2 separate regions of the Homo sapiens genome follow, and region 1 is linked to region 2. A link is an interaction called in ENCODE POLR2A ChIA-PET data of the cell type or tissue named here. Cell type or tissue: B cell. All regions are shown on one strand. Each heading gives the region's core, and the rest is flanking DNA. Links, peaks and the distances in the headings are about the cores only.

Evidence for each region. ChIA-PET counts read pairs that join two places held together with the same protein. Peaks named below come from ENCODE experiments on the same cell type or tissue, not always from the same donor. Only the 100,000 strongest peaks of a DNase experiment are listed, where the experiment ranks them.
Region 1: POLR2A ChIA-PET joins it to region 2 with 7 read pairs; 15 of 35 experiments call an interaction of 5 or more read pairs at or near these places.

Annotation. Positions count from the first base shown.
Region 1 is chr12:53,479,611-53,495,008 of GRCh38, forward strand. PCBP2 (poly(rC) binding protein 2) reads left to right here. Exons shown (of 15, transcript NM_031989.5): 15 at 1-1,552. MAP3K12 (mitogen-activated protein kinase kinase kinase 12) reads right to left here. Exons shown (of 14, transcript NM_001193511.2): 2 at 7,337-7,818; 3 at 6,829-7,012; 4 at 6,446-6,637; 5 at 5,707-5,865; 6 at 5,446-5,604; 7 at 4,647-4,755; 8 at 4,301-4,410; 9 at 3,997-4,113; 10 at 3,739-3,876; 11 at 2,955-3,579; 12 at 2,689-2,759; 13 at 2,331-2,601; 14 at 59-1,670. The coding sequence starts at 7,781. The coding sequence ends at 1,572. Among named protein-coding and RNA genes, the nearest start is that of MAP3K12, 12 kb to the right of the region's middle. RefSeq lists an enhancer at 2,745-3,258 and a silencer at 13,268-13,517. In B cell, for the core only: a CTCF peak has its summit at 2,607; DNase peaks (open chromatin) are centred at 2,561, 3,735, 4,001, 6,505 and 3 weaker places; H3K27ac peaks cover 1,148 bases.
Region 2 is chr12:53,344,852-53,360,870 of GRCh38, forward strand. No RefSeq gene overlaps it. Among named protein-coding and RNA genes, the nearest start is that of SP7, 17 kb to the left of the region's middle. RefSeq lists silencers at 11-180, 571-630, 7,906-7,965. In B cell, for the core only: CTCF peaks have their summits at 7,935 (motif pointing right) and 8,138; a DNase peak (open chromatin) is centred at 7,940.

The DNA.
Region 1 (15,398 bases), core at 354-8,353, 130 kb after region 2:
CCTTTCTCTGTTCAGCTGTTGATGCTGAGATCCATATTTAGTTTTATAAGCTTCTCCCTGGTTTTTTTTTTTTGGCTCATGAATTTTTCTGTTTGTCATGGAAATGTAAGAGTGGAATATTAATACATTTCAGTTTAGTTCTGTAATGTCAGGAATTTTTCAAAAAAATTAAAAGATGGACTGGAGCTTTTTCTTTGTGAATAGAAACTGGATGCCACAGTGATTCATGTGGGTTTTATTCCTCTTGTCTTGCTGTTATTTTTGTACCTTTTATCCCTCAAAGGACCCTTCTTGGGTTTTGAATGGAAGCCTTTATTCCGGTTAAGATGTTTTCTTCTATTTTACCACTTCCATCTTTTTTTGTGGCCCTCGATCCTATTTTTCCCTGACTCCATGCTTGGTTGGCCCTTATAAAACTTGTGCCCAAAAGATTGAGGATTAGACTTTCCGAGGACTTACCTGTCCTAGGGGAGTAGGCAAGCACTTCCACTAGGGAGGGGGTGGGGGAAAGGAATGACACATGACATACATGGCATACACATTAAGCAGTTGATCATATGTCTGACTGGGTTCCAGTTTCTTGGGAATGTTGGTCCCCTTGTTCAGGCTTGCATATTTTAAACTAAAAATTTCAGTCTATTGTTTTTAGTAACTTCATTTATAGTCCTCCATAACAAGTTAGAAGGATGTATCTGCTACCATTTATTCCTATAATTTTAGAAAGTTGGGGCTTGACATTATACTCATTTAGTGAGAGTAGATGCAAAAAAGTGGAGGGGCAGGAGAACTTCTCCAGACACCTCAGATAAAGTCCGGAGCCCAAGGCTTTATCTTAACCATGTATGGTACCCCATTCATTCATCAAGAAAACCCTCAACAGCTGGGCCTGCATGGAGTGTTATATTTCAAGGTTTTTCACAGGGGTTACAGTAGGACAGTCCCCACCCCAATCAGGCACCAGGATAAAAGCAGGGACTTAAACAGCACCCCGGTTCTTCAGCCTGAGCCATCACATGCTATCAGTCTCCTAACCTCCCCCTGGGCCTTAAGACAGGGCTTGGGCAGAGAAGATAAATGGTGGGACAAAAAAATGAGTTACATTGCCACCTGAGAAACCTCAGAGGGGAGGACCCAGCCTTAGCCTCCCTCCTCCCAAGTGCAAAATGTGTAAACAGAGTAAACGGAACAGAAAAGTGCAGTCTAAGTGGTTTTCTCTCCTGCCCCTCCCACCGCCCCTCCCCCCACCCCCTATTATTTGGGGATAAAGAATATAAAGACAACCCTGGCTTTTCTATTGCCTTGTTGCTTGCTGAATATAAGGAATGGGGTGGGGCAGGAAGGGGCTTGCCCTTAGCCACAGCTCTACGGCTGTGCCTCATTCATTTCCACAGCTGCCAGTGTCCCTAGAGTTTATCAGGTGAATTGGTCAGGGGATCAGTCTCCCTCGAGCCTGACTTACGGCTGGGACAGCCCCATCTTTCTGTTGATTATGTGGCGCATATATATATATATATGTATATATATATAATTTATATAAATATTTCTCTATGTACAAGGAATACGAGTGGCTTTCATGGAGGGAGGGAAGCTGGGGGCCGCAAGGCATCAACGCTGTTGGAGTTGTCCAATTCAGTGCTGTCACAGTCTGAGTCCTCAGAATTGGGAGGGCCCTGTGAGAAAGAGTAGAAATGGAGTGAGATTCCTTGGGGTTCTTTGCTGGGGTCATTTTAATAGCCAGTGGCTTACTGATTTGTTTTTTAAGACAGAGTCTCACTCTCGCCCAGGCTGGAGTGCAGTAGCACAATCTCGGCTCACTGCAACCTCTGCCTCCCAGGTTCAAGCAATTCTTCTGCCTCAGCCTTCTGAGTAGCTGGGACTACAGGCATGCACCACCACGCCCAGCTAATTTTTGTACTTTTAATAGAGATGGGGTTTTACCATATTGGTCAGGCTGGTCTTGAACTCCTGACCTTGTGATCCACCCGCCTCGGCCTCCCAAAGTTCTGGGATTCCAGGCGTGAGTCACCATGCCCAGCCAGCTTACTGGTTTTATTCCTTCCAGATTTCAGTTGCTCAGGCCATTCTCCAAGGTGTCAGACTCCTTTCAGAATCATTCCCTGGCTGCAATTTATAGCTACATGCAAGCTACTGGTCAGGCATCGTAATAGATGCTCTGTGCAAGAGGCTTCTGAAATTCCACCACGTGGATATTTGCTCTTTATGGTACTTTCTGGCCTGTGCAGCTGTCTCCCCAAAAGCTGTTAAAAGACAAGGCATCTGCTTACAGCTCTCCCTGTTCAATATCTGCTTTTTGCTGTTGTGCCACTCACCCGCTCTCTGAGAAGTTCCTGGTGTGGAATGGGCAGGGAGCTGGGTTCAGGGCCAGGGATGACCTCTGAAGGAGGTGGGTCCAGTGGGATTTCTGAGCCCTGGGAGCACATGTCATCAGACCGCTCATCTGGCCGCTCATCAGTGTTGGTGCTGCCAACTTCAGGTGTGCCACTGGGGGAAGGTTCACTAGCTGTGCCTTCCTCCCCATCTGATGGATTCTCTGAGCTGAAGGTAGATAGTGACTGGCGCATGTTCAGGCTCTGAGGCCACCTACATGTTGAAGAGGGGGATTACAGCTTGGTTCTGCCCCTAGCAGAAAACAAGAATGCCATTAATTCTTGTAATGCCATCACTTACCTCTGGCTTGATGTCAGCTCTACTTCACTGTCTACCTCTCCTTCCTCCTCTTCCGATGAGATGCCACGTTTCTGCAGGAGAGATGGGGTGGGGGGGGTCTGATTAGAAGTGGAAAGAGGTCACTAAGAATCCAGGAGAAGGGAACATAGTTACGAAGGGTGAAGTAGGGAATGGCTTAAAATTGAGCATAATGTGGGGGATTAGACTTGGACCCCAGGGAGGATAAGGAAAAAGGGAAAGAGCTTGGGAGCCTTCCCATACTTTACCTGACTTCGGGTGACGGCAGCCCTGTACAGCAGTGCAGCTGGGGTCAAGTGCTGGGACCCAGCCCGGCTTCCTCCCCGGCCTGAGGTCCCTTCCCTTCCAGTTCCCAGAAGCCCCACACCTTCACCAGGCCCTACTGGAGGAGGTGGTTCCCCTTTGGCTCCCCCAGGTGAATCTGGGCTGGTGGAGCCAGGGGCTGAGCCCTCACTTGGTGGGGTGTCACCCCGGGCCGGAGGTGGTGAGCCAGGATCCCCAGCTCCGCCTGTGGCCCCCCGGCCCCGGGACCCTAGTGCTGCTGACAGCAGGTCTGGGGACGATGAAGACATTTTGCGGAGCAGGAGGTCATGATGAAGCCCACGGAGGGCGGGAGGGCAGGCCTCCCAGGCTGAGGGTCCCCCTCCTAGGCCCCCTGGGCTTCCTGGTCCTCCAGGTTCATGGGGTGGCACAGCTGTACGAAGCCCAGGCAGGTCCCCACAGCTCCCCTTGGCGCTGGCCTTGCGGTGACGGGTCTTGCCACGGCGACTCCGTCCTGGTGAGGGGGGGCCCTTAGGACACCCAGGAAGCCCCACCCCACTCAGGGCTGCATCTAGTTTAGGGAGCAAAGACTCCGTCTTGAGGATATCTGGCCTGGAAGAAGAGGAAAAGTAAAAGGTTAAGACTGCCAAATCTATGTACTCAAAGCACTCCCTAACCTTGGACACTAAAGTACACATCTCCCTGCTAATATACCTGTTGCCACTTCAGTATCCCTCTTGCCATATTGGAACCACAGTACTCATGTCCCACCTTTTGCTATGGGGTGACAGCTTCTGTGGCACATTCCTCTTCTTGATAAGCTTCTCCATTGTGTTTCCATGCAGGAGGCCCCGGGAAGGGTGTGGCTTCAGCAGGCCTGGGCACCTCCGCTCTAAAGCTTGCTCTCGCCTAAAGATCCAGGCACCTTCTCAGCTGGGCAAATGACCAGGAAGGGGCACCCCAGTCTCAGTAGGACCTCTAAGGCAGGCACAGCTCCAGGGCTTGGTGCATAAGGACAGGTAGGGTTACCTGAGCAGCTCCCTCTCCTTGAGTTCCAGCTGCAACATGAGGGCATTAAGTTCCATATACAGGTTGTTGGCTCTCTCCAGCTTCCTTTCATAGTGCTCCCTGATGTCCAGGGCGTGTCTGCAACGGGCAGAAAGGTTCCCCAAGGTGAACTGGGTTCACCTAGGGCCATAACAGATCTCAGTCTCAGAATTCCTGTCCACAGTCCTTTCGTAGTCCTTCCACCCGCCCTGGGGCTGGGTAGGAGCTGACTGGGTGCATAGTCCTTGCTGTTAGTAAAATCACCTCCCCAAGCACGGGAACTCACCTGAGCTCCTCCCTCCTCCTCATCACCAGTTCCTCTTCTAGGCGGTGCAGACAGGTCCCTTCTGACTTAATCTTTTCAAAGTGCAGTTTTACTTCTTCCCGCCACTCTGCCTATGGGTTGAGAGCAGATGAAGAGTGAGAGCCATCCCTTCACCCAGTGAAAGGCTCTGCAGGTTGCCCACACCACTGCCAATGTGTGTGCTGGAGCAAAAAGGAGTGGATTGACTCAGCCCTCTAAGAGCCAATCTCTTCAGTCCCACTCAACCCATTTCCCAGCCTCCCCCTCAAATAGCATCATCTCTGCAAAGAAGGGGAGTTAGGTATTTATTTTCCTACCCACAGCACACCTGGGACTTAAAGTAAGTCTCCTGGGGTGTGGAGAGTACATCAGCTGAGGCAATGTCCAGATGCAGCAGGATCTGTCGGAATGATGGGCGATTTCGTGGTTTGCTATTCCTGAAAGGAATGGAGTTAGGAAGGAGAGGGGAGAATTTGAGGGAGGATCAGATAGGAACTGGAGCATCCTTTCCCAAAGTGTGTCCTGGAGAATCCAATCCTAGAATGTACTCTGTGACAAAAGAACTTATGGTCAACTGTCTCTAGAGAATATTACACACTATTCATTAGTGTGTCAAAATCCTGCAGTAAGGAAACCTATTGAACCCCATATTTTCCAACTTGTCTCCCAAAATAAAAGCCTTTTCTGAATAACTTCATTGAAGGAACCACATTTTGGGAAATGCTCAGTGACAGATTAGCAATCGTCAAACTTCCCTGGGTCTAGGTTCCAAATGAGGGTCTGGGGTCCTTTCCTTCTGTGTTCTAAGGTTGTTTACTTGAGGCTCAACCAACCATGCTTGGTGGTTATGCTGCTCCTTCCTTGTACTTGTATGCACTCACTGGCACTTCATGACAAATCAGGAATGCAGATATCGTTAAGTGTATTTTATAGATGAGGAAACAGGTTCAGAGTAGATACCAATTACCCCTGGTGACTCAGCTCAGAAGGTAGCATGAGCCTGATTCAGATGAAAGTCAGTCTCTTTGAATTAAATGTACCCCTGCCATTTATTGGTCAGTCCAGCCCAGTACTACCGTGCTTCTCAACTTCTCCAGGCCCAGTATCCCAGCCCAGACCATCCTTACCAGCACTGGCGAAGCAGGATCTTGAAACCATCTGGGCAACTGGAGGGCACGGGCAGATGGAGACTGTTGCTTCCCACACCCCAGATAATGGCTGAGGAATCTACGTCTTTGTAGGGGATCTCACCAGTCAGCAGTTCCCATAGCACCACGCCAAAGGACCTAGGGATGAGGGGACATCACTTGTGCTCAAGCCCTAGAAGTTGCCCACAATCCCCCCAGGGCTGGCCACCCACTCTTCTCAGTTTTCAGCCTAGTTCTCACCAGATGTCGACCTTCTCAGACACAGGTTCATTGCGGATCACCTCAGGGGCCATCCAGGCTACTGTCCCTGCAAAGGACATCTTGGTGCTCTTGTCACTCAGCTCCTTGGAAGTGCCAAAATCTGAGATCTTCACCACATCGTCGTAGGTGATTAGCATGCTGGTAAAGAGTGTAGTCAGCTGGGGTCCACACCCCTCCACACACCTCATCTAACTCTGCAGCAACTCTGCCTTTCAGGTTTTTTTGTTTGTTTGTTTGAGACGGAGTCTCACTCTGTCACTCAGGCTGGAGTGCAGTGGCTCAATCTCGGCTCACTGCAACCTCCACCTCCTGGGTTCAAGTGATTCTCCTGCCTCAGCCTCCTGAGTAGCTGAGACTACGGGCACTCGCCACCACGCCTGACTAATTTTTTTGTATTTTTATTAGAGACGAGGTTTCACCATGTTGGCCAGGATGGTCTCGATCTCTTGACCTTGTGATCCACCCGCCTCGGCCTCCCAAAGTGTTGGGATTACAGGCGTGAGCCACTGCATCCGGCCTGCCTTTCAGTTTAAAATCATTTGGGACACTCAAAGGTGAGGGGCTCACTACAGCCCTTCTGAGATGGGACTGTCACTTGGAAGAGGTTTCTGAGATGGCCACATGGACCTAGGGCATGGTTTGGAAGCCGGGAGAAGGCCACACTGACTTGAGTGGGTCACCTGCATGCACATCTGTTGCTCCCTGCTTGCTTACTCACTTGGGTGACTTGAGATCCCTGTGGATAATCTTGTGCAGGTGCAGGTAGTTCATGCCACCAGCGATGCCCATGGACCAGTCAACCAGTAAGGAGGGGGTGACAGGGCGGCCAGCCCGCAGTACCTCATACAGCTGGCCCTGGGCGCAGAACTCCATGAGGATGCAGTAGCAGGGAGCCTGGGTGCACACACCCCTGGGAGCCAAACAATGGTATGAAGGCCTCAGCTGGCTCAGCATTCACCTGATTCATACCTGGAACCCCCATTCCCACCCATTCCACCTATGGATCTCCTCTGGGGAAGGATGGGGTAGGTCCCACTGCCCAGGAGGGTACCAGGCCTTAGCATAGTATCCCCAACACCCAGCCCCTGCCCTGGACCTCACTTGAAAGTGATGATGTTGGGGTGCTTCAGCTTTCGCAAGTGCTTGATGTCGGTTTCTTTGAGGTCTCGCACCTTCTTCACAGCCACCTCCTCCCCGTGGAAGCGCCCCAGGAAGACAGCACCCTGGGCCCCTGAGCCCACCCACTGCAGGTCCAGGATTTCCTCAAAGGGGACCTCCCAAAGGTCTGTGGGCAGGAGGCACAGTGCCACAAGCCTCAGAAAGAGCCACACTCAAGGCCAGGGACAGGATAGCATTGGGTTGGCTGAATTGACTTAAGGAGGGTGAGGCAGAAAGCCAAAAATAGGCCAAGAAGAAGGTTCGAGGGGACAGGGAAGGAATGAATGGGTGGCCTTAAAAGAAGCTGGGAAGTTAGAGGCTGATGGATGGCTAAGGGACTAGGGCTGGGCCATGGGGAGGGAAGGGACCATTGCGTGACTTTAGCGGAGCTGACCAACAGATCTCGGGCTCAGGGAAACAGAGAGGAGGCTCCCACAAGGACGTGGCCTACCTTCCTGCTGCTGCTTGTGCTCAGTGGAGTAGGCTTTGCCAATCATGGTCCAGACAGGGCGCAGGCAGCCAAAGAGGCCCTCAAGGAAGCCACTGCCACTCTGGCACTGCAGTCGCACCTCGTCAGCTCGAACTCTGGATGCCCGACTCTCAGGTGACCCAGCTGCTCCCCCTGGGCCCCCTGCATCCTGCTCATGTAGCTGCAGGACACTGTTGGCAAAAGGCTCAGGGGGCGGCTCTCCACCTGGGGAGGGGCTGGGCCCTCCCCCACCCTGCCCACCAAGGGGTACCACATCTCGAAGTACACACTGGGTAGGCGTCAGGTCCTTCTCGGGAGTGCAGTCAGAAGTGTCTGGGTCCAGCTTGCGCATGGATGCCTCACTTAGGGTAGACACAAAGCCCCCAAAGGAAGGAGAGGGTGTTCGGGTCTCATGGAGGCAAGCCATCGCCTCTGGCCCCTGGTATGATGGTGAACACTGGGCCCTGTGGGAATGAAGGAAGGAGGGGCTGGGCTGTTAAAGCCCCAGGACTGCCTGCTCAGGACACTTATCCCAGAGGCACAGACTGGGGTGCTGGGTTCACAGTAGCCCCGCTGGAGGTAACACTTGTGGCTCCGTTTCCCATGGCCCTCCAAATTGCACCTTGAGCCATCTTAGGAAATCTGATACACTTGGGCTTCCTCTCAGGCATGTTAGTAAGGCAAGTAATAGGTAGACAGGTATCGTACCTGAGTATCATTCTCAGGTAACAGCCCCACGTGGGTACACACTGGTAAAATATGTCTCAAATTCAAGAGTAATGGTAACAGATGAGTTCCCTTCTCCCTGTAAGATGACTAATTCATTGCTGCAGCACATTTTTTTCACCCGAGACTCACAGGCACACACAGGTATCAGAAGGGTCTCACATTTACACCTTTACCTCGGGGTCAACCTCAGGCACACAATAGTAACACCTAGACCTCCTTCACATTGAAGCACACACAGGATGCTGGTAAACCTTTCAGACACCCTTGGACAGCATTCTTGAGCTGCCTACACACAGGCGATGCACCCGGGCCTCCCACCCAGGTACTTACACACGGTACTACTGAGGCCCTCTCAGGAACACTCAACTCAGGTGAGAGCCTCATTCTAAAACACACCCCTGGGCCTCTCCAAGGTAAGTGAAGGTTGTAACCACAGAGTTCTGTCCCCCCAGCACAGGTGGGGAAAAAGGCAGAAGCAGCCAATGGGGATGCAGACACTGTCACAGAAGGCCACTGCTTCATCCCCCTTGGCCCTCCCTTCAGTCCAGCGGCTCTCCCAGGGGTCAAACAAGGTCTTGTCTTCTCTTTCCTCTTCTCCATTGCCCCATCCTCTGCTCCCCAAACTTTCCAGGCAATGGAGATGTGTCCCAGTTCATAGCTGGGTGCTATTTAAAAAGCAACCATTAGGCCGGGTGCAGTGGCTCACACCTGTAATCTCAGCACTTTCAGAGGCCGAGGCGGGCGGATCACCTGAGGTCAGGAATTCGAGACCAGTCTGGTCAACATGGAGAAACCCCGTCTCTACTAAAAATACAAAATTAGCTAGGCGTGGTGGCACATGCCTGTAATCCCAGCTACTTGGGAGGCTGAGGCAGAAGAATTGCTTAAACCCGGGAGGCTGAGGTTTTGGTGAGCCAAGATCATGCCACTGCACTCCAGCCTGGGCAACAAGAGCGAAACTCTGTCTAAAAAAATATATAAATAAATAAAAAGCAACCATTAAAAAACCTGAATCTGGCACGGTGTGTTGGCTCATGCCTGTAATCTCAACACTTTGGGAGGCTGAGGCAGGTGGATCACTTGAGCTCAAGAGTTTGAGACCTTGGCTGGGCGCAGTGGCTCACGCCTGTAATCCTAGCACTTTGGGAGGCTGAGGTGGGTGGATCGCTTGAGGTCAGGAGTTTGAGACCAGCCTGGCCAACATGGCGAAACCCTGTCTCTACTTAAAAAGAAAAAATTAGCTGGGCGTGGTGGTGGATGCCTGTAATCCCAGCTACTCGGGAGGCTGAGGCAGGAGAATCACTTGAACCCCAGAGGTGAGGTTGCAGTAAGCCAAGATCACACCACTGCACTCCAGCCTTGGGCGACAGAGTGAAACTCTGTCTCAAAAAAAAAAAAAAAAAAAAAAGTTTGAGACCAGCCTGGGCAACATGGCAAAACCCTGTCTCTACCAAAAATAGAAACAAACAAACAAACAAAAAACAACAAAGCTGGGCATGGTGATCCTGTGACTGTGGTCCCAGCTCCTCTGGAGGCTGAGGTGAGATGATTGCTTGAGCCCAGGTGGCGGAGGTTGCAGTAAGCCACTGAATCCCAGCCTGGGCGAAGTAGCCAAACCCCGTCTCAAAAAACAAACAAACAAACAAAAACCCTGAATCCTGACTTGCTTCTGCCACATAATGGCTATGTGACCTCAGGCGAGCTGTAGTTGAGCCTCAGCTATACAAAGGAATAAACTGGCTGTCACTAAGGCACAGCAAACCCTTAATCCTACACCAGACTTGTCCAGAACTTGGCCCCAGGCGCCATGCTGGTCTCCCAACTCACTCCACACTTGTCAGTTACCAGATCCTGAGATTTGAAGATTCCCAAGAACAAGCATCCCTCTAATTGTTCCTCATAGCTAGCAGGGTCCTTCCATGAGCCCCTGGGTTAGTCTGGAAATGATTGCCATACATTCTGAATTGCAGTGGGGGAGGAGTGGCAGGAATCTCTACATCTAGAAGGGTTCAGTAGATGATTACACAGGCACACAAGGAGGCTTGGGAAACTCTGATAGTTCTTGTAATAATTACCAGGCCTTTCCCTTGAAGACTTTTTCCTGGGGGGTGAGGGTGGTAGGCCTGGAATCAGCATATTTAACAAGCACCCTAGATTTGTAAAGCTCTAACCCAGTGCATGCTATTTTCCAGTCCCACTGTTACTGCCTTAGTTCAACCCTCATTAGCTGTCCTCACCTGGCCCAGGACAGCTGGTCTCCAAGTGCCCTCCCTAACCCCAATTCTCCACCCAGCTCCTTCAGAAGGATCTTTCTAAAACAGATTGGGGGCCAGGTGTGGTGGCTCATGCCTGTAATACCAACACTTTGGGAGGCTGAGGCAGGCGGACCACCTGAGGTCAGGAGTTTGAGACCAGACTGGCCAACATGGTGAAACCCCGTCTCTACTAAAAATCTCCAAAATTAGCCGGCCGTGGTGGTGGGCACCTGTAGTCCCAGCTACTCAGGAGGCTGAGGCACGAGAATTGCTTGAATCTGGGAGGAGGAGGTTGCAGTGAGCCGAGATCACGCCACTGTACTCCAGCCTGGGTGACAGAACAAGACTGTGTCTCAACAACAACAAAAAACAGATTGGGCCAGGCATGGTGGCTCACACCTTTAATCCCAGAAATTTGAGGGGCCAAGGCAGGTGGATCACTGAAGCCTGGAAGTTCAAGACCAGTCTGGGCAACATGGTGAAAAGCCATCTCTACAAAAATATAAAAATTAGCCGGCCAGGCACAGTGGCTCATGCCTGTAATCCCAGCACTCTGGGAGGCCGAGGCGGGCGGATCACGAGGTCAGGAGATCGAGACCATGCTGGCTAACACGGTGAAACCCTGTCTACTAAAAAATACAAAAAATTAGCCGTGTGTGGTGGCAGGCGCCTGTAGTCCCAGCTACTCGGGAGGCTGAGGCAGAAGAATGGCATGAACATGGGAGGTGGAGGTTGAGCAGTGAGCCGAGATCGCACCACTGCACTCCAGCCTGGGCAACAGAGTGAGACTCCATCTCAAAAAAAAAAAAAAAATTAGCTGAGTGTGGTGATGTGCACCTTTAGTTCCAGCTACTCAGGAGTCTGAGGTGGGAGGATACCTTGAGCCTGGGAGGGTGAAGCTGCAGTGAGCAGTGATTGCACCACTGAACTGCAGCCTGAGCGACAGAGCGAGACCTTGTCACAAAAGAAAAAACAACCACCCCCACCAACAAACTTGGCCACGTCGGGTTTTTGAACCAGGACACCCAATGATAATGGCTAACTTAAGGAAGGCTTACGGCTGGGCGTAGTGGCTCACGCCTGTAATCTAGCACTTTCGGAGGCTGAGACAGGAGGATTGCTTGAGCTCAGGAGTTCGAGACCAGCCTGGGCAACACGGTGCAACCCCGTCTCTACTAAAATACAAAAAATTAGCCAGGTGGGGCGGCGGTCGCCTGTAGTCCCAGCTACTCGGGAGGCTGAAGCAGGAGAATCACTTGAACCCGGGAGGCGGAAGTTGCAGTGAGCCAAGATCACGCCATTGCACTCCAGCCTGGGCGACAGAGTGAGACTCTGTCTCAAAAAAAAAAAAAAAAAAGAAAAGAAAAGAAAAACAGGCTTACTAAGTATGTTAGCTTCTGGTAAAGGTGCATTAGCACTTTGCATATTTAATCCTCAAAACTGTAAGCTGGGCATTATTAGCCCCGTTTTACAGACTAAGGCATAGAGGTTTTTTTTTTTTTTGAGATGGAGTCTTGCACTGTCACCCAGGCTGGAGCTCAGTGGCACGATCTCCGCTCACTGCAAGCTCTGCCTTCCGGGTTCACACCATTCTCCTGCCTCGGCCTCCCGAGTAGCTGGGACTACAGGCGCCCGCCACGACGCCCGGCTAATTTTTTCTGTGTTTAGTAGAGACCGGGTTTCACCGTGTTAGCCAGGATAGTCTCGATCTCCTGACCTCATGATCCGCCCATCTCGGCCTCCCAAAGTGCTGGGATTACAGGCGTGAGCCACCGCGCCCGGCAGGCATAGAGGTATTAAATAATCTGCCCACAGGGCCATAGCTATTAAGAAGCTCAAGCTCTGCTGGGCGCAGTGGCTCACGCCTGTAATCCCAGCACTCTGGGAAGCCGAGGTGGGCGGATCGCTTGAGCTCGGGAGTTTGAGACCAGCCTGGGGAACATGGGGAGAGCCTGTCTCTGCTACAAATACAAAAAATTAGCTGGGCGTGGTGGCGCATGCCTGTGGTCCCAGCTACTTGAGAGGCTAAGGTGGGAGAATCGCTTGAGCCCAGGAGGTGGAGGTTGCAGTGAGCCGAGATTGTGCCACTGCACTCTAGCCTGGGTGACAGAGCAAGACTCTGTTTCAAAAAAAAAAAAAAAAAGAAGAAGAAGAAAAAGAAGCTCAAGCTTCACCCCCAGCCTGGAAGGCGCTTCTCATCTCTATCCAGGTGTCACTTTATCCTGGACGTCCTTCTTTCCTGATCCGCTCTAGGTTAATGCGCCTTCTGGGCTGACACAGCCCCACTATGCGTCCTCTATCATGGTTCCCATTATACTGGACGGACAATGTAGTCGGGCGTCTGGCTCCTTTGAGAGCCTGGACAGCCTTTAGAGAGATGACTTCGCATCACAAGGGAACCATGGCTTGCAACAGCACCTGGCACGCAGAAGGTGCTCGGTAAGGTGGAACCACTGCTCTACTCACCCCGGAGGATCGCCTTAAGCCCCGCACACTCTCTCTGCGCGCGCGCGCGCGCGCAAACACACACACAAAACTAGCTCCCTGAATCCTCAGAAGAGCCAGGTGAAGGAGGTACTACTGGTCCCATTATATTCTTGAGAGAACTGAGGCCCAGAAAGCACAAATCACACTAAAGTTCAGCTTCCAAATCCCCAACATATCCCACGCGTTATTTGTGGCTTCAAGAGGTAAGGTGTAGGTTGCAATGCAAATTACAGACAAACACAGACCAAGCAAAGTGCCAACATATGGGAGAATTTCGTCTGGAGGACCCAAGGGATTTTGCCTGCCCCCCAACCTCCCTCCCCGCCCCCACCACCTCCCACTCCGCCGCAACCCCGGGCTTCGCTTCTGGACCACCCAGAAACAAGGCCCAAGACTCTGGGACGCTCTCGCCTGGCAGGCCAGGAGGGAGGGATGGCGGGATTGGAGCCCTCGGGGAGGAGCCGGGGCCGTGCCCTGGACAGCTTGGTCACCAGCAATGGAAGGACGAAGCCCAAGTCAGGACCGCTGAAAGTGGGGAGGAAGGGGTTACGGCCACAGCGCCCCCTCCCCCTTCCCGACCTCCTTCCCGGCCGTCACGTGGCGCGTGGCTGGGGCGGGGGCCGCGGCGGCGGAAGGGGGTGGTCCGGGTGGGGAAAGGGAAGGGACACGGCCGGCTGGGGGAAGCGCTGGGCGCTGCGGCGTAACCATGACGACTGGGCCTGAGGCGGCGCGTGAAGTCACCAGGACAAGATTAGCCCCGGATCACGTGAGCGCGACGTGGGGGCGGGGCTGTGCCTGGGCCCCGCCCCTGACCTGGGCCGGCCCAGGTGGCTGGTTGCCGGGATGGCTGCGAGGATCTTAGGTGCGGACCCCCACCCAGCGGTCTGCCCCATCTGTGTTCCCTTCCTTCCCCTGCCCCCGCATGCAGAGAGATCTTCGGCTGAGGCGTCTGGTGTTGGCAGGAGGGGACTTGTGGGGTTGGCATTGGGGGTGCAGTACCACAGGGAAGGAAAGCAGGAAATGAGAGAAAGGGAGACAGGGCACAGAAAAGGCGAAAGGTACAGCTAGGAAGGAGGAAGGAGCTGAGACATATACAGACACCGGAGCAGCGTCAAGCGGAGTCAACCCCGAGAAGGATGGCTTGAAAAGCTGTTTGGAAAAGCAGAGGACCCTGAGAAAATGGAGATGAAAGGGGAGTGAGAAACACGGAGAACACCCATCTCCTTTTCTGTCTAGAAGCCGAGCTTTGAGTAGGCACAGCACCTGGCTTTTTAAAGGAATTTTTCAGCCGTCATCTGGTTGTTTGACGACTAGGTGGTTTAGGCATAGAAAGGGTGACATGCTCAGAGACACTTGCAGCCAGCCGAGCCTCCCTCCAGTTCACCAGGCTTCCCCAGAGGCCCTTCTGGTATCCAGGGCCAGCAGCTGGGGAGAGAAGGAGAGAAGCCATTTCACCTGTTTGTCTTTTACGGTAGTGGGGATAGCTGAAGAAGTAGGAGATGGGACCAAGGGAAAGATCTCAGGCTAGTTGACGGCTCTTCCACATTGACCTGGAGTGAGGGAAAGCTGCTGCCCCTGGGAGCTATAGTAAAGTGGAGATTCCTCTCTCCCAACACACACACACATACCCCTTTTTGTTTCCTTTATTTCTGACCTGCCAGCTGTGTCCCACTGCCCCCTGGCTGGGCCTTGGCGCCAGAGCTTTGGAGGGGCGTCTAGGATGGCTAGGAGCCCCTGGCCCAGACGTTCAGTCACCCTGGGGGAGGGTAGCTGTCTCTCCGTTATCAATTATGCAGAGCATGGGGGAAGGGCAGCAATGTGACAGGAGGGTGGGTCTCTCTGTCACTCACTGTCAACCATATCTACCAAGTGTTGATGGTGCTTCTGCCTCACATTGGGTGAGGGGACAGAATGATCTCTAAGCCATACATGTGCCAGGGGAGGAGGCTCTTTGGACACCCAACAGGCCCTAATTCAGTGCTTTGCTGGTGGCCCCAAAGTGACTCCATAAGGAGGCTACAGGGTAGAGTGGGGTAGGAAGTCACCCCCCATCTATCCCACCTTCTAGGTTCTCTGGCCTGAGATTTTGGAAGCCTGTGGCAGGTAAACTCTCTGAATTCTCTCTAGCTCCTTCTTGTATAACAGCAGAATGTCAATGCTAAGCTGTTTGGTGGTCTTAGGGGCTCAGTTCAGAGGCCAGGTCATCTGCCTAAATCTTGGGCTCTCACACTGAGTGCTCTCCACTGTCTGAGACCTCATTTTTTTACTCAGGAAAAGGAGAATGATTCCCTTTCTCTCGTGAGTGGGGGTAGGAAGGGGAGTCTTCAAAGGGAAAGGAGACCCAAGACTTTGGAGTCCTAATTCCACCTCTGCAAGCTTTGAAACCCTGAGAGGATAAAGGTCTCTGATCAATCGTGGCCATGCCTCCTGTCCCCTTGGCTGCAGCTCGTATTGTTTTTGAAACAGGGTCTCGCTTTGTTGCCCAGGCTGGAGTGCAGTGGGATGATCACGGCTCACTGCCTGCAGCCTCAACCTCCTGGGCTCAAGTGATCCTCCCCCTTCAGCCTCCTGAG
Region 2 (16,019 bases), core at 3,094-11,093:
CGGGCCAGGCGCCCGGGCAGGAGGCAGCTGCATATCTGCGGTCCCGACCACAATTGCTGGGAGTCGCGTCCCGGAGACTGGCGGCGCTGACTCTGCCCGCTGCGGCCGCCGCGCCGATTAGAGCCCGAGAGGGAGCGCCAGCCCGGGGGAGGGGGCGGCGGCGGGGGAACTCCGGATGCCCCTTCGCCTCCGCCCAGCCAGCGCCCCCCGCTGCCCGGCCCAGTCCTTTCTCAGCCGCCCGAACCCAGGACCGGAGTCCTGCCTCTTCCGCCGTAGCTTTCTCGAGGCTGCATCCAAGCTTCTTCCTCCGGATCTTGCAGTGCCCGAGGTCCCGACGGTGCCAACATCCCGTTGGCCCCCAGCCTGCCAGTCTCTCATGCCCTTTCTCTTCCCCATCACCCCACACAGAGAGGAGTAGGGATCTCAGAGCTCCCCCATTCTCTTATCCTCCGCTCCCCAATGCACTCTCTAAGCAAAAGCCGTTCCAAGCGAAGAAGAGAATCAGAGACTCAGAGGACGGGCTTTCCAGGGCCGGAGCACCCCCTGCTGGCTGGCCCGAAGCCCCTCCCCCTCCCCCTCCAGCTGTGACCTCCAGCTGTGGTGGCTGGGAAGAGCTGGCCCCTTTGATCTAGGAGCGTGGCAACCCCCTCCAGGCGCCCCATTAACCTCCATTATCCCAATTAGGCAGCCCTCCCAGTCCTGGATCCAAGCTTCAAAGCCCCCTCAGTTGGGAGAAAAGGGAGCTGAATCGTATGCCCCCTACCTCCCCACCAAGCCACACCACTTTCAGACAAGACCCAGGTGCTCTGGTCTCCAGCTTGTGTACATGATAGCAGGGCCAGAAGAGGGACCCTCAGGGGCCACCCTCGTCCCAATACTGAAACTTCATTAAAAAGAGAAGCAGATAGGCAAGGGGACCCTCTTTTGCTGGCCCATTTTCCTGCATTCAGTGATTTCAGTGGCAGCATCCAGGTTCCTGGCTGACCTGAGCTTCCCATCAACTTATCCAGCTTTATCCTGTGGAAAGGGGAGCCAAGAACCAACCCACTCCTCCCTTAATCCTATCTCAACACTCCCTTCCTCCCTCCCTCCTGGAACAATTTCCGCTGGGGGAGCCAGAGCAGGGCCCAGCACAGTGGCCGCTTCCTGGAACATTTTCCTGTATCCGAAACCGCGGCTCCCTCCCTAGGGACCGGCTGATCAAGGCCAGATGGGAGAAGGGATGGGGGAGGAGGAGAGGGAGCCAGGCTCTCACCATCACCCCCTCCCAACACATAGGCACACCACAGGAGCCCCTGCCCTGACACACAGAGGCTGACACAGGCACACACCACATGTCATAGTCACACCATGGGCATTCATGGGGACACATGAACCACAGAGGCCAGGTCTTAGAAGAAGTTAACACACCCGTAGATGATCACCCTCTCTCTCTACCTGGCCCTCTAAAGGACCCTAAGGCCTTTCTTGCCAGATAAGGAGACCTTAGGAATCCAAGAACATTGGCACAGGATAGCAGAAGGACCTCAATTAACAGAGGAGACAGACAGAGACATCTAATGTGCCCTGCCAGACAACACCCACCAACCATCCCATTCCAATTCTAGATGGCACTCAGGCCTGCCTAACCCATCATCTCTCCAGGATCCTGGGAACTGGGGTAGAGGAAGGCTGTGGGAGCTTCTTCTCAAGTGCTACCTTCAGAGCACTTTCTAGTTGCTTCCAGATTCTTGGAGAAGATGCATATGATGTCTAGTGGGCTCGCTCATGGCAGCCAAGGGACAAAGAAAGGGGAAGAATGTGTGCAGCTGCAGGGAGCTCTGGGAGCCTAGAGGAGGAAGGAGAACACCAGAGTAACTCCTGGAGACAGAGAGTAACCCTGGGGATTTTGTGGCCTTACTGGTGACATACTGCCCCAGCACTGCTCCTCCTGATCTCTTCTATCTCAGTCTTGGTGATTGAGAAGAAGAGGGTAGGGATTATGCCCCCAGCTTAGCCCATTCTTCAACCATATTATCTTCTGCCCATCACATTTCCAGTACAACACCCTACTTTTTTTTTTTTTTAGACGGAGTCTTGCTCTGTCACCCAGGCTGGAGTGCAGTGGCATGATCTCAGCTCACTGCAACCTCTGCCTCCTGGGTTCAAGCGATCCTCCTACCTCAGCCTCCCGAGTAGGTGGGACTACAGGCGTGCGCCACCACTCCTGGCTAATTTTTGTATTTTTAGTAGAGATGGGGTTTCACTATGTTGGCCAGGCTGGTGTCGAACTCCTGACCTCAGGTTATCCACCCACCTTGGCCTCCCAAAGTGCTGGGATTACAGGTGTGAGCCACCACGCCTGGCCCTGAAGACCCTAATTTTTTTTTTTTTTAGACGGAGTCTCGCTCTGTCGCCCAGGCTGGAGTGCAGTGGCACGATCTTGGCTCACTGCAAGATCCGCCTCCCGGGTTCACACCATTCTCCTGCCTCAGCCTCCCGAGTAGCTGGGACTACAGGCGCCCGCCAGCAGGCCCGGCTAATTTTTTGTATTTGTATTATTATTTTTATTATTTATTTATTTTTTGAGACGGAGTCTCGCTCTGTCACCCAGGCTGGAGTGCAGTGGCACGATCTCGGCTCACTGCAAGCTCCACCTCCCAGGTTCATGCCATTCTCCTGCCTCAGCCTCCCGAGTAGCTGGGACTACAGGCGCCCACCACCACTCCTGGCTAATTTTTTTTTTTGTATTTTTACCAGAGACGGGGTTTCACCATGTTAACCAGGATGGTCTCCATCTCCTGACCTTGTGATCTGCCCGCCTGGGCCTCCCAAGTGCTGGGATTACAGGTCTGAGCCACCACGACCGGCCTGAAGACCCTAATTTTTACATCCCTCATTTGTCTTTTGCTAGAAAGGGCACAGATTTGTGCATGGATACACTATGGGACAGAACTATGGAAAAGCTGAGGATGGAGATACATAGTCTTCTCTTTCCTGGAACATATTACTGGTTTAGGGAAATATTTGAAATTGGAAAGTTCCAGAAAATCTGGGATGCATGGTTACCACAAACGGATGAGGGACTGACTATATAATCATAAGAACCAAAGCTAATCAGGATGGCCAAAAGTCCTTGTGTTCTTTCTTCAGTTTTGTGGCCCAGTTAGAAGGTATATCTTCCTTTCCCAAGCTCACCTGGGGTGGCAACACGTCAAGCCATCTTTACTCACATATTTAATGGTTTGCCTCCAACTATCCAGAAGTTATTTATTTATTTATTTATTTATTTATATTTTTATAGAGACAGGGTCTCCCTATGTTCTCCAGCTGGTCTTGAACTCCTGGGCTCAAGCCATCCTCCCACCTCGGCCTCCCAAAGTGCTGGGATTACAAGCATAACCCACCATGCCTTGCCCAGAAGTCCTTTATGTGGTATAACCATCATCGTCTATCTTCCTTTTAGCTTGTAACTTTTTGCTCTAGCTCCAATACAAAAGACTAATTCGTCAATTTGGTAGTCAATGGCATTTATTGAGTGGCCTCTTGGGTGAAACACTGTAGAGAAAATGCTGTATACAACCCTCAGTCCTTGCTCTTTAGGAATTTAGTAGTGTGGTTAGGGAAAAGAGATACAGGAGAAAACTAGGGGCCAGGCACAATGGCTCCCGCCTGTAATCCCAGCACTTTGGAAAGCCAAGTTGGGCAGATTACCTGAGGTCAGGAGTTTGAGACCAGCCTGGCCAACATGGTGAAACCCCATCTCTACTAAAAACACAAAATAATTAGCCAGGCTTGGTGGTGAGTGCCTGTAATCCCAGCTACTCAGGAGCCTGAGGCAGGACACTTGCTTGAACTCAGGAAGCAGAGGTTGAAGTGAGCCAAGATCACGCCATTGCACTCCAGCCTCCAGCCTGGATGACAAGAGAAAGACTCCGTCTCAAACACACACACACACACACACACACACACACACACACACACACACAAAAAGAAAGAAAGAAAAGAAAAAAGAAAAAACTAGGGACCATATTTGAAGGCATAGATGACTCACTTTACTTCTCAATGCCTCTATTTCCTCATTCAAAAATGAAGGAATTTGCCGGGCATGGTGGCATGTACGTGTAATCCCAGCTACTCAGGAGGTTGAGTTACGAGGATGGCTTGAGGCCAGGAGTTCTAGACCAGCCTGTACAACATGACATTTTTTTTTTTTTTGAGACAGATCACCCAGGCTGGGGTGCAGTGGCGCAATCTTAGCTTACTGCAATCTCTGAGAAGGCCATCTCTTAAAAAAAAAAAAAAGAAATAGTAATTTGGCTATGTCTAATTGAGAACCACTAGTCTCCATGATCTCTAAGGTCCCTTTCTGATTTACCGCAGGAATGAATGGAATTAGTTAATAAAGAACACCTCGGCCGGGCACGGTGGCTGACGCCTGTAATCCCAGCACTTTGGGAGGCCGAGGCGGGCAGATGACCTGAGGTCAGGAGTTCGAGAACAGCCTCAACATGGAGAAACCCCGTCTCTACTAAAAATACAAAATTAGCCGGGCATGGTGGTGCATGCCTGTAATCCCAGCTACTCGGGAGGCTGAGGCAGGAGAATTGCTTGAACCTGGGAGGTGGAGGTTGTGGTGAGCCGAGATCCTGCCATTGCACTCCAGCCTGGGCAACAAGAGCGAAACTCCATCTCAAAAAAAAAAAAAAAAAAAAAAAAAAAAAAAAAAAGAACACATTAGGCCAGGTGTGGTGGCTCACGGCTGTAATCCCAGCACTTTAGGAGGCCGAGGTGGGTGGATCACCTGAGGTCAGAAGTTCGAGACCAGCCTGGCCAACATAGTGAAACCCTGTCTCTAATAAAAATACAAAAATTATTCAGGCATGTTAGCACACACCTGTAGTCCCAGCTACTCAAGAGGCTGAGGTAGGCCGGGTGCGGTGGCTCATGCCTTTAATCCCAGCGCTTTGGGAGGCCAAGACGGGCGGATCACGAGGTCAGGAGATCGAGACCATCCTGGCTAACATGGTGAAATACTGTCTCTACTAAAAAAAATAAAAAAAATTAGCCGGGCGTGGTGATGGGCACCTGTAGTCCCAGCTACTAGGGAGGCTGAGGCAGGAGAATGGCGTGAACCCAGGAGGCAGAGCTTGCAGTGAGCGGAGATGGCTCCACTGCACTCCAGCCTGGGAGACAGAGCAAGCCTCCGTCTCAAAAAAAAAAAGAGGCTGAGGCAGGAGAATCGCTCGAACCCAGGAGGCGAAGGGTGCAGTGAGCCAAGATTGCACCGCTGCACTCCAGCCTGGGTGACACAGTAAGACTCTGTCTTAAAAAATAAAAATAGGGCTGGGCGCGGTGGCTCATGCCTGTAATCCCAGCACTTTAGGAGGCCGAGACGGGCGGATCATGAGGTCAGGAGATCGAGACCATCCTGGCTAACACAGTGAAGCCCTGTCTGTACTAAAAATACAAAAAAATTAGCCAGGCATGGCAGTGGGCGCCTGTAGTCCCAGCTACTCGGGAGGCTGAGGCAGGAGAATGGCGTGAACCCGGGAGGCGGGGCTTGCAGTGAGCCGAGATTGCGCCACTGCACTCCCAGTCTGGGCAACAGAGCGAGACTCCGTTTCAAAATAAATAAATAAATAAAAATAAAAATAGGCCAGGCACGGTGGCTCAGGCCTATGATCCCAGCACTTTGGGAGGCCCAGGCGAGCGGATCACTTGAGGTCAGGAGTTCGAGACCAGCCTGGCCAACATGGTGAAACCCCATCTCTACCAAAAGTACAAAAATTAGCCAGGCTTGGTGGTGAGCACCTGTAATCCCAGCTACTCAGGAGGCTGAGGCAGGAGAATTGTTTGAACCCAGGAGGTGAAGATTGCAGTGAGCCCAGATCGCACCACTGCACTCCAGCCTGGGTGACAAGAGTGATACTCCATCTCAAAATAAATACATAAATAAATAAATTAAATAAAAAGAACACATTAATATGTTAAACAAGAAAAATCAATCAGGCGTGATGGCTCATGCCTGTAATCCCAGCACTTCAGGAGGCTGAGGCAGGTGGATCACCTGAGGTCAGGAGTTCGAGACCAGCCCGGCCAACATTGCAAAACCCCATCTCTACTAAAAACACAAAAATTAGCTGGGCATGGTGGCAGGCACCTGTAATCCCAGCTAATCTTCTCAAGGAGAATCGCTTGAACCTGGGAGGCAGAGGTTGCAGTGAGCTGAGATCACACCACTGCACTCCAGCCTGGGGGATAGAGCGAGACTCCATCTCCAAAAAAAATAAATAAATAAAAGAAAAGAAAAATCATATCATCAATTCAATGGATGCTAAGAAGACATTTGACAAAAGTCAAGATGGCTATTCTTAATGAAACTCATTTAAAAAAACAGTATTCAACAAATGAGAGAGATTACCATTTTAGGATCCTTCTTTGAAGGTGAAATATGTTTTATTTTATTTTCTTTTTTTTTTGAGACGGAGTTTCACTCTTTTTGCCCAGGCTGGAGTGCAATGGCGTGATCTCGGCTCACCACAACCTCCACCTCCTGGGTTCAAGCGATTCTTCTGCCTCAGCCTCCTGAGTAGCTGGGATTACAGGCATGTGCCACCACGCCTGGCTAATTTTGTATTTTTAGTAGAGATGGGGTTTCTCCATGTAGGTCAGGCTGGACTCAAACTCCCGACCTCAGGTGATTCACCCGCCTCGGCCTCCCAAAGCGTTGGGATTACAGGCGTGAGCCACGTCGCCCAGCCTGAAATGTGTTTTCTTAGAGTTGGTGGGAGCGAGGGATAAGAAGGTGGGCAGGGAGGCCGGGCGCGGTGGTTCACGCCTGTAATCCCAGCAGTTTGGGAGGCCGAGGCGGGCGGATCACGAGGTCAGGAGATCGAGACCATCCTGGCTAACACGGAGAAACCCCGTCTCTACTAAAAGTACAAAAAAATTAGCCGGGTGTGGTGGCGGGCGCCTGTAGTCCCAGCGACCCGGGAGGCTGAGGCAGGAGAATGGCGTGAACCCAGGAGGCGGAGCTTGCAGTGGGTGGGGGCCTGATTCTTTTTTTTTTTTTTTTTTTTTGAGACGGAGTCTCTCTCTGTCGCCCAGGCTGGAGTGCAGTGGCGGAATCTCTGCCAACTGCAAATTCCGCCTCCCGGGTTCAAGCAATTCTCCTGCCTCAGCCTCCCGAGTAGCTGGGACTACAGCGGTGCGCCACCACGCCCAGCTAATTTTTGTATTTTTTTTAGTAGAGATGAGGTTTCACCATGTTGGCCAGGATGGTCTCGATTTCTTGACCTCGTGATACGCCCGCCTCGGCCTCCCAAAATGCTGAGATTACAGGCATGAGCCATCGCGCCCGGCCCTTTTTTGTTTTGTTTTGTTTTTCTTTGAGAGGGAGTTTTGCTCTCGTTGCCCAGGCTGGAATGCAGTAGCACCATCTCAGCTCACTGCAACCTCCACCTCCCGGGTTCAAGCTATTCTCCTGCCTCAGCCTCCTGAATAGCTGAGATGACAGGCGCGCGCCACCATGCCCAGCTAATTTTTTTCCGTATTTTTAGTAGAGACGTGGGTTTCGCCATGTTGGTCTCGAACTCTTGGCCTCAGATGATCCGCCCGCCTCGGGCTCCCAAAGTGCTGGGATTACAATCGTGAGCCACCGCGCCGGGACAGCTTTTTGTATTGTTTCTGTCTTGAAGCCCTCATGGTAGAGGTGCGCACCACAATCTTTTCCGAGCTTAGGATCTTTAAGGGTCTTAACTCTATCCAATTCAGCATATTGGAAAACAGGAATGTCAAGGCGTGCTGCAAATGAGAAAGGATTCCACAAAAAGAAAACCCTCAGGGGAAAGGGCAGTGTGCAAAGAGCTTCTTCTACTCTTTTCTAGACAAGACCTTCCCTTGGGTCCACTGCCCTGGAGAATAAGAAAGGCTTGTTACTACCACCAGGTGGCAGAAGTGAGCCGCTCAACAACACCTATCACGGACTGCTTGGGGCTCATGGCTGGAGACAGAGTTTTGGTACCTTTTTTGCAGGGGACAGTGGCAGAGTTGTCAGCGCTTGAGGCAAGGGCTGAGGTGGGAAAAAGTCTCAGAGTTATGGTACTTATTCTATCGTTCCCTACAGTCTTGGTACAGAGAGGGCAAACACAAGGTATCCTGACTCCTAGTTAGAGTTCAGCAAGTGCTGGTCTATTTCTTGCCCCACTAGCCTACCTGATTGCTTTTCACAGACATTTCCTAAGCATTTACTGTGTGCCAGGTATGTGCTAGAAGTGTACAATATAACATTTAACAAGAAGTGTGCAACCTAGTGGAAGAGAGCTTGGTAAACACTACACTTGTATGATACTGAGAGGCAGTTTGAGTAGTGCTTAAGTACACTCCCTTGGAAGTCAGAGTAGGGTGTGAATTAAAGTGCCAACGCTTGCTAGTTGCGCTATCTATCTGAGCCTCAGTCTCCTTGTGTATAAAATGGGGGTAGAAGACCTTCATAGTAGACTAAGATGATATATAAAAATTCACTGCGTAAGGAGAAATACATAAAGGTCATTGCCTGCCACATGGCAGTTATTACAAAGGCCAATGCTGAGGTAGCAGTCCCCAGCTCAGTCTTGAGGAGACTTCCCAGAGAAGGGAACCACAGTGTAGAACTGTGAAGGATGAGTCCGGGCGTGGTGGCTCACACCTGTAATCCCAACACTTTTAGAGGCCAAGGTGGGCGGATTGTTTGAGGTCTGGAGTTTGAGACCAGCCTGATCAACATGGAGAAACCCCATCTCTGCTAAAACCACAAAATTAGGCTAGGCATGGTGGCTCATGCCTGTAATCCCAGCACGTTGGGAGGCTGAGGTGGGTGGATTGCCTGAGGTCAGGAGTTCGAGACCATCCTGGCTAACATGGTAAAACCCCGTCTCTACTAAAAATACAAAAATTGGCCGGATGTGGTGCCTCACGCCTGTAATCCCGGCACTTTGGGAGGCCGAGGCGGGGTGGATCACGAGGTCAAGAAATCGAGACCATCCTGGCCAACATGATAAAACCCCTTCTCTACTAAAAATACAAAAATTAGCTGGGTGTGGTGGCGCGCACCGGTAGTCCCAGCTACTCGGGAGGCTGAGGCAGGAGAATCTCTTGAACCAGGGAGGCAGAGGATGCAGTGAGCCGAGATCGCGCCACTGCACTCCAGCCTGGGCAACAGAGCAAGACTCTGTCTCCAAAAAAAAAATAAGAAGAAATACAAAATTAGCTGGGCGTGGTGGTGCATGCCTGTAATTGCACCTACTTGGGAGACTGAGGCAGGAGAATCTCTGGAACCAGGGAGGCGGAGGGTGCGGTGAGCTGCGATTGTGCCATTGCACTCCAGCCTGGGTAACAAGAGCGAAACTCCATCTCAAAAAAAAAGAACTGTGAAGGATGAATGGCAGATGCATACAGTACGGTGGGGAAAAGGTGGCAGTAGGGGAAAGTGGGCCAGGAGGAGTAAGACAGACAATCTCTGGAGAACATGAATGTACACGCCCTGCTTCACCAGCACAGGGACAGGACAGGCCCAGCTTCCCACAGTGGAGGCTAGCATGGTCTGGATTCTCTCCTCAAATCAACATGCATTTGGTGAATACCTGTCAGGAACTTCTTTCAAGAGTTATAAGAGTTGGCCGGGCACAATGGCTCATGCTTGTAATCCCAGCATTTTTGGGAGGCTGAGGGGGCAGATTACCTGAGGTCAGGAGTTCGAGACCAGCCTGACCAACATGGTAAAACCCCATCTCTACTAAAAATACAAAATTAGCTAGGTATGATGGCACACGACTGTAATCCCAGCTACTCGGGAGGCTGAGGCAGGAGGATCACTTGAACCCGGGGTGCAGAGGTTGCAGTGAGCCGAGATTGCACCATTGCTCTCCAGCCTGGGCAACAAGACCAAAACTCTGTCTCAGAAAAAAAAAAAAAAAAAAAAAAAGTTATAAGAGTTAATGAAGATAAGGCTGGGCGCAGTGGCTCATGCCTATAATGCCTCTGCTTTGGGAGGCCGAGGTAGGTGGATCACCTGAGGTCAGGAGTTTAAGACCAGCCTGGCCAACAAGATGAAACCCCCGTTTCTACTAAAAACATAGAAAAAATTAGCTGGGCATGGTGGCACGTGCCTGTAATCCCAGCTACTCGGGAGGCTGAGGCAGGAGAATCGCTTGAACCCAGGAGGCGGAGGTTGCAGTGAGCCGAGATCGCGGCACTGCACTCCAGCCTGGGCAACAAGAGCAAAAACTCCGTCTCAAAAAGAAAAAAAAAGAGTTAATGAAGATAAATAAAGAGCCGGGAGCTAAGCACAGTGGTGCACACCTATAGTCCCAGCTACTCTGGAGGCAGAGGCAGGGGGAGACCTTGGGCCCAGGAGTTCAAACATGCAGTGATCTATGATAATGTCATTGCACTCCAGCCTGGGTGACAGAGCAAGATGGATGGAAGGAAGCGAGGGAGGGAGGAAGGCAGGAAGGAAGGCAGTGGGGAGGGAGGGAGAAAGGAAGGAAAATAAAAGAAAAGAAAAAACAAAAGAAGAAACAAAAGAAAAGAAGGGCTGGATGTACTGGCACATGCCTATAGTCCCACAGGAGGGTCGCTGGAGTCCAGTTTGAGCCCAGTTCCAGATCAGCTACATGATGAGACCTTTTTTTTTTTTTTTTTTTTGAGATGGGGTCTCATTCTGTCACTGAGGGTGGAGTACAATGGCGTAATCTTGACTCACTGCAACCTCTGCCTCCCAGGCTCAAACAGTCCTCCTACCTCAGCCTCCTGAGTAGCTGAGATCACAGGCGAGCACCACAACACCCGGCTAATTTTTTTGTATTTTTGGTAGAGACTGGGTTTCGCCATGTTGCCCAGGCTAGTCTTAAACTCCTAAACCCAGGTGGTCCACCCACCTCAGCCGCCCAAAGTGCTGGGATTACAGGCGTGAATCACTGCGCCCAATGAGACCCTGTCTTAAGAAAAAAGAAAGAAGAAAAAAAGAGGCTGGGCACAGTGACTCATGCCTGTAATCCCAGCACTTTGGGAGGCTGAGGCGGGTGGATTGCTTGAGTCCAGGAGTTCCAGACCAGCCTTGGCCTCTGGAAGGCTTTGTGAAACCACACCTCAGGTAAAAATACACACAGACACACAAAATTAGCCAGGCGTGATGGCATCCACCTGTAGTCCCAGCTACTTGGGAAGCTTGAGGTGGGAGAGTCACCTGAGCTTGGGGAGACAGTTTGCAGTGAGCTGCCGTCCTACCACTGCACTCAAGGTCTAATCTTTGTTCTCAGAAAGCCCACAGAAACTTAAAAGAAGAAAAAGAAATGAAGAGTTATTGAAAGATGTGGAGTAAGGAGGTGAAATGACCAGGCTTTTATATTAGAATCTTCACCATGAGAAAGTATTACACAGAACTATAAGGTAACATGTTTGAGAATATTCATGACAGCTTTCTGGTTCAAGAAGCTAGTTCTTGGCCAGGCGTGGTGGCTTCACACCAGTAATCTCAGCACTTTCGGAGGCTGAGGTGGGTGGATCACCTGAGGACAGGAGTTTGAGACCAGCCTGGCCAACATGGTGAAACACCATCTCTACTAAAAATATAAAAACTAGCCGGGCTTGGTGGTGGGTGCCTGTAATCCCAGCTACTTGGGAAGCTGAGGCAGGAGAACTGCTTGAACCCAGGAGATGGAGGTTGCAGTGAGCCAACACGGTGCCACTGAACTCCAGCCTGGGCAACAGAGTAAGACTATGTCTCAAAAAGTAATAATAATAATAAAAAAGTTAAAAAGAAGCTAGTTCTCCATCTTGCAGGGAATACTATGCATAAGTTAGAAGTGATAAACTAGGCCATGTGCAGTGGCTCACACCTGCAATTCTAGCATTCCAGCACTTTGGGAGGCTGAGGCAGGAGGATTGCTTGAAGCCAGTAGTTAGAGACCAGCCTGCTCAACATAGCAGGACCCCATCTCTACGATAAAAAATAAAATAAATGGGCCGGGCGCAGTGGCTCATGACTGTAATCCCAGCACTTTGGGAGGCTGAGGGAGGCAGATCACCTGAGGTCAGGAGTTTGAGACCAGCCTGGCCAACATGGCGAAACCCCATCTCTACTAAAAATACAAAAATCAGCCGGGTGTGGTGATGGGTGCCTGTAATCCCAGCTACTTGGGAGGCTGAGACAGGAGAATCGCTTGAACCTGGGAGGTGGAGGTTGCAATGAGCCGAGATCGTGCCATTACACTCCAGCCTGGGCGAGAAGAGCAAGATGCCGTCTCAAAAAAACAAAAAACAAAAAACAAAAACAAAAACAAACAAACAAATAAAATAAATGAAGTGATAAACTAGATATACCTGTAGAAACATGTATAAATCTTTTTTTTGCTGGATGAAACTTTTTTTTTTGAGACGGAGTCAAGTCTTGCTCTGTCACAAGGCTGGAGTGCAGTGGCGCGATCTCAGCTCACTGCAACCTCCACCTCCCGGGTTCAAGTTATTCTCCTACCTCAGCCTCTCGAGTAGCTGGGACTATAGGCAGCATGTGCCACCACGCCCAGCTGATTTTTGTATTTTTAGTAGAGACAAGGTTTCACCATGTTAGCCAGGATGGTCTCAATCTCTTGACCTCATGATCGGCCCCCCTCAGCCTCCCAAAGTGCTGGGATTACAGGCATGAGCCCCAACAACCAACTGAAACACTTTATTTTATTTTTAATTTAATTTAATTTTTATTTTTGTATTTTTAGTAGAGAAGGGGTTTCACCATGGTCTCGATCTCCTGACCTCGTGATCCGCCCGCCTCAGCCTCCCAAAGTGCTGGGATTACAAGGGTAAGCCACTGCGCCTGGCCTTTATTTTTATTTTTTTGAGACGGAGTCTCACTCTGTCACCCAGGCTGGAATACGGTGGCCCAATCTCAGCTCACTGCAAGCTCCGCCTCCCGGGTTCACGCCATTCTCCTGCCTCAGCCTCCCAAGTAGCTGGGACTACAGGCATCAGCCACCTCGCCCCTCTAATGACCAGCATTAAAACAGAGATCTTGGCCAGGCACAGTGGTTCACGCACGTAATCCCAGCACTTTGGGAGGCCGAGGCGGGTGGATCACCTGAGGTCAGGAGTTGGAGACCAGCCTGACCAAGATGGAGAAACCCTGTCTCTACTAAAAATATAAAATTAGCCGGGTGAGGTGGCACATGCCTGTAATCTCAGCTACTCGGCAGGTTGAGGCAGGAGAATTGCTGGAACCTGGGAGACGGAGGTTGTGTAGGCCAGGCACAGTGGCTCACGCCTATAATCCCATCACTTTGGGAGGCTGAGGCAGGCAGATCACCTGAGGTCAGGAGTTCAAGACCAGCCTGGCCAACATGGTGACCCCATTCTCTACAAAAATACAAAAATTAGCCAGGCATGATGGCAGGTGCCTGTAATCCCAGCTACATGGGTGGCTGAGGCAGGAGAATCACGTGAACCCGGGAGACAGAGGCTGCCTCGAGCCGAGATCAAGCCATTGTACTCTAGCCTGAGTGACAAAGTGAGACTCTGTCTCAAAAAACAGAAAAAGGCAGGGCGTGGTGGTTCACGCCTGTTTAATCCCAGCACTTTGGGAGGCCGAGGTGGGTGAATTACCTGAGGTCGGGAGTTCAAGACTAGCCTGACCAACATGGAGAAACCCTGTCTCTACTAAAAATATAAAATTAGCCACGTGAGGTGGTACATGCCTGTAATCCCAGCTACTCGGCCGCTTGAGGCAGGAGAATCGCTTGAACCCGGGAGGCGGAGGTTGCGGTGAGCCAAGATCATGCCACTGCACTCCAGCCTGGGCAACAAGAGCGAAACTCCGTCAAAAAAAAAAAAAAATTAGCTGTGTGTGGTGTCACCTGCCTATGGTCCCAGCTACTGGGGAGGCTGAGGCAGGAAGATCACTTGAGTCTGGGAGGTTGAGGCTGCAGTGAATCATGATTGCACCACTGCACTCCAGCCTGGGCGACAGAGCAAGACCGTCTCAAAAAAAGAAAGAAACATTTAACAGGGACTTACAAACAGAAGCCCTGTTTGTATCTCTGGCAGTGGTGAGACAAGACAGTGTATCCCTGTGCCATTAATCTCCAGATCCAGAATTTATATACCATAGGGAAGGAATGTGTAGGACAATTGAAGTCGACCTCTATGGGAAAGGCAAGAATGTTCTGTGAATCTGCCTAAGGGCAAGATTCATGGTCAAGGTGGTCTTGACCTAAGGGCAGGATTTATGATAAGTATATGCTCTTACCCAAAGATCAGTAGATAAAATAAAAATTTTAGAGGCATTCCTGGAGCTGGGGTTATTCAGAAGTCAACATAGCAGATTAACATCCAAGATGGAGTTGCTTCAGCCTCCATTCTGTAAAACTCTAGAAAAAAATAAATCTAGGGGCCAGGCACAGTGGCTCATGCCTATAATCCCAGCACTTTGGTAGGCCGAGGCGGGTGGATCATGATGTAAAGAGATTGAGACCATCCTGGACTCCATCTCAATTAAAAAAAAAAAAAAATTAGCTGAGCGTGGTGGCAGGCAACAAGAACAAAACTCCTGTCAAAAAACAAAACAAAACAACAACAACACCTGCAGCGTGTGTAGAATTTAAAAAAAGACAATCCATAGGGAGAAAATATTTGTCATATTTTAAACAAATAATTAATATCTAATACACATAACAAGCTTCTTTAAGTCAAACAATGCAATACAAAAATATAGCCTGAGCCAGGCGCGGTGGCTCACGCCTGTAATTCCAGCATTTTGGGAGGCCGAGGTCGGTTGATCACTTGAGGTTGGTAGTTCAAGACCAGCCTGACCAACATGGAGAAACCCTGTCTCTACTAAAAAATATAAAATTAGACGGGCATGGTGGCACATGCCTCTAATCCCAGATGCTCGGGAGGCTGAGGCAGGAGAATCACTTGAACCTGTGAGGCAGAGGTTGCTGAGCCGAGATTGCACCATTGCACTCCAGCCTGGGCAACAAGAGTGAAACTCCATCTCAAAAAAAAAAATGTAGGCTGAGCACAGACCCTGTCTCTACAAAAAATAAAAACAGTTGGCTGGGCACTCGCAGTGGCTCATGTCTGTAATCTCAGCACTTTGGGAGGCCAAGGCAGAAATATCATGAGTCCAGGAGTTTGAGTCCAGCTTGGGCAACGTATTGGGACTCCATCTCTAGAAAAAATTTTAAAAATTAGCTGGGTGTGGTAGTCTGCGCCTGTAGTCCCAGCTACTTAGGAAGTTGAGAGAGAAAGATCACTTGAGCCCAGGAGGTGGAGGCTGCAGTGAACCATGACTGTACCACTGCATTCCAGCCTGGATGACACCTAAGACCCTGTCTCAAAAATTTATTTTAAGGTTGGGCAAGGTGGCTTATGCCTATAATCCCAGCACGTTGGGAGGCCAAGGCAGGAGGATCCCTTCAGCCCAGGAGTTCAAAACCAGCCTGGAAAACATAGTGGGACCTTTTCTCTACAAAAAAAAAAAAATTAGCCTGGTATGGTGACAGGCACCCATGGTCCCAGCTACTTGGGAGGCTGAGGCAAGAGGATTGCTTGAGCCCAGGAGGTGGAGGCTGCAATGAGCTGAGATCCCGTGACTGCACTCCAGGCTGGGTGACAGTGAGACCGTATCTCAAAAACAAAAACAAACAAATTATTTATTTTTGTTTGTTTTTGTTTTTATTTATTTTTTGTTTTGTTTCTGTTTTAAGACAAAAGCCCTGTCGCCCATGCTAAAGTACAGTGGTACAATCTGGGCTCACTGCAACCTCTGTCTCCCAAATTCAAGCGACCCTCCCACATCAGCCTCTGGAGTGGCTTGGGACTTCAGGTGTGCAGCACCATGCCCAGTTAAAAAAAAAAATTTCTTTTTAATAAAAATAAAAATATGGCCGGGCTCAGTGGCTCATGTTTGTAAGCATAGCACTTTGGAAGGCCAAGGCAGGTGGAATGATTGAGCCCAGGAGTTCAAGACCAGCCTGGTAACATGGCAAAACCTCTTCTCTACAAAA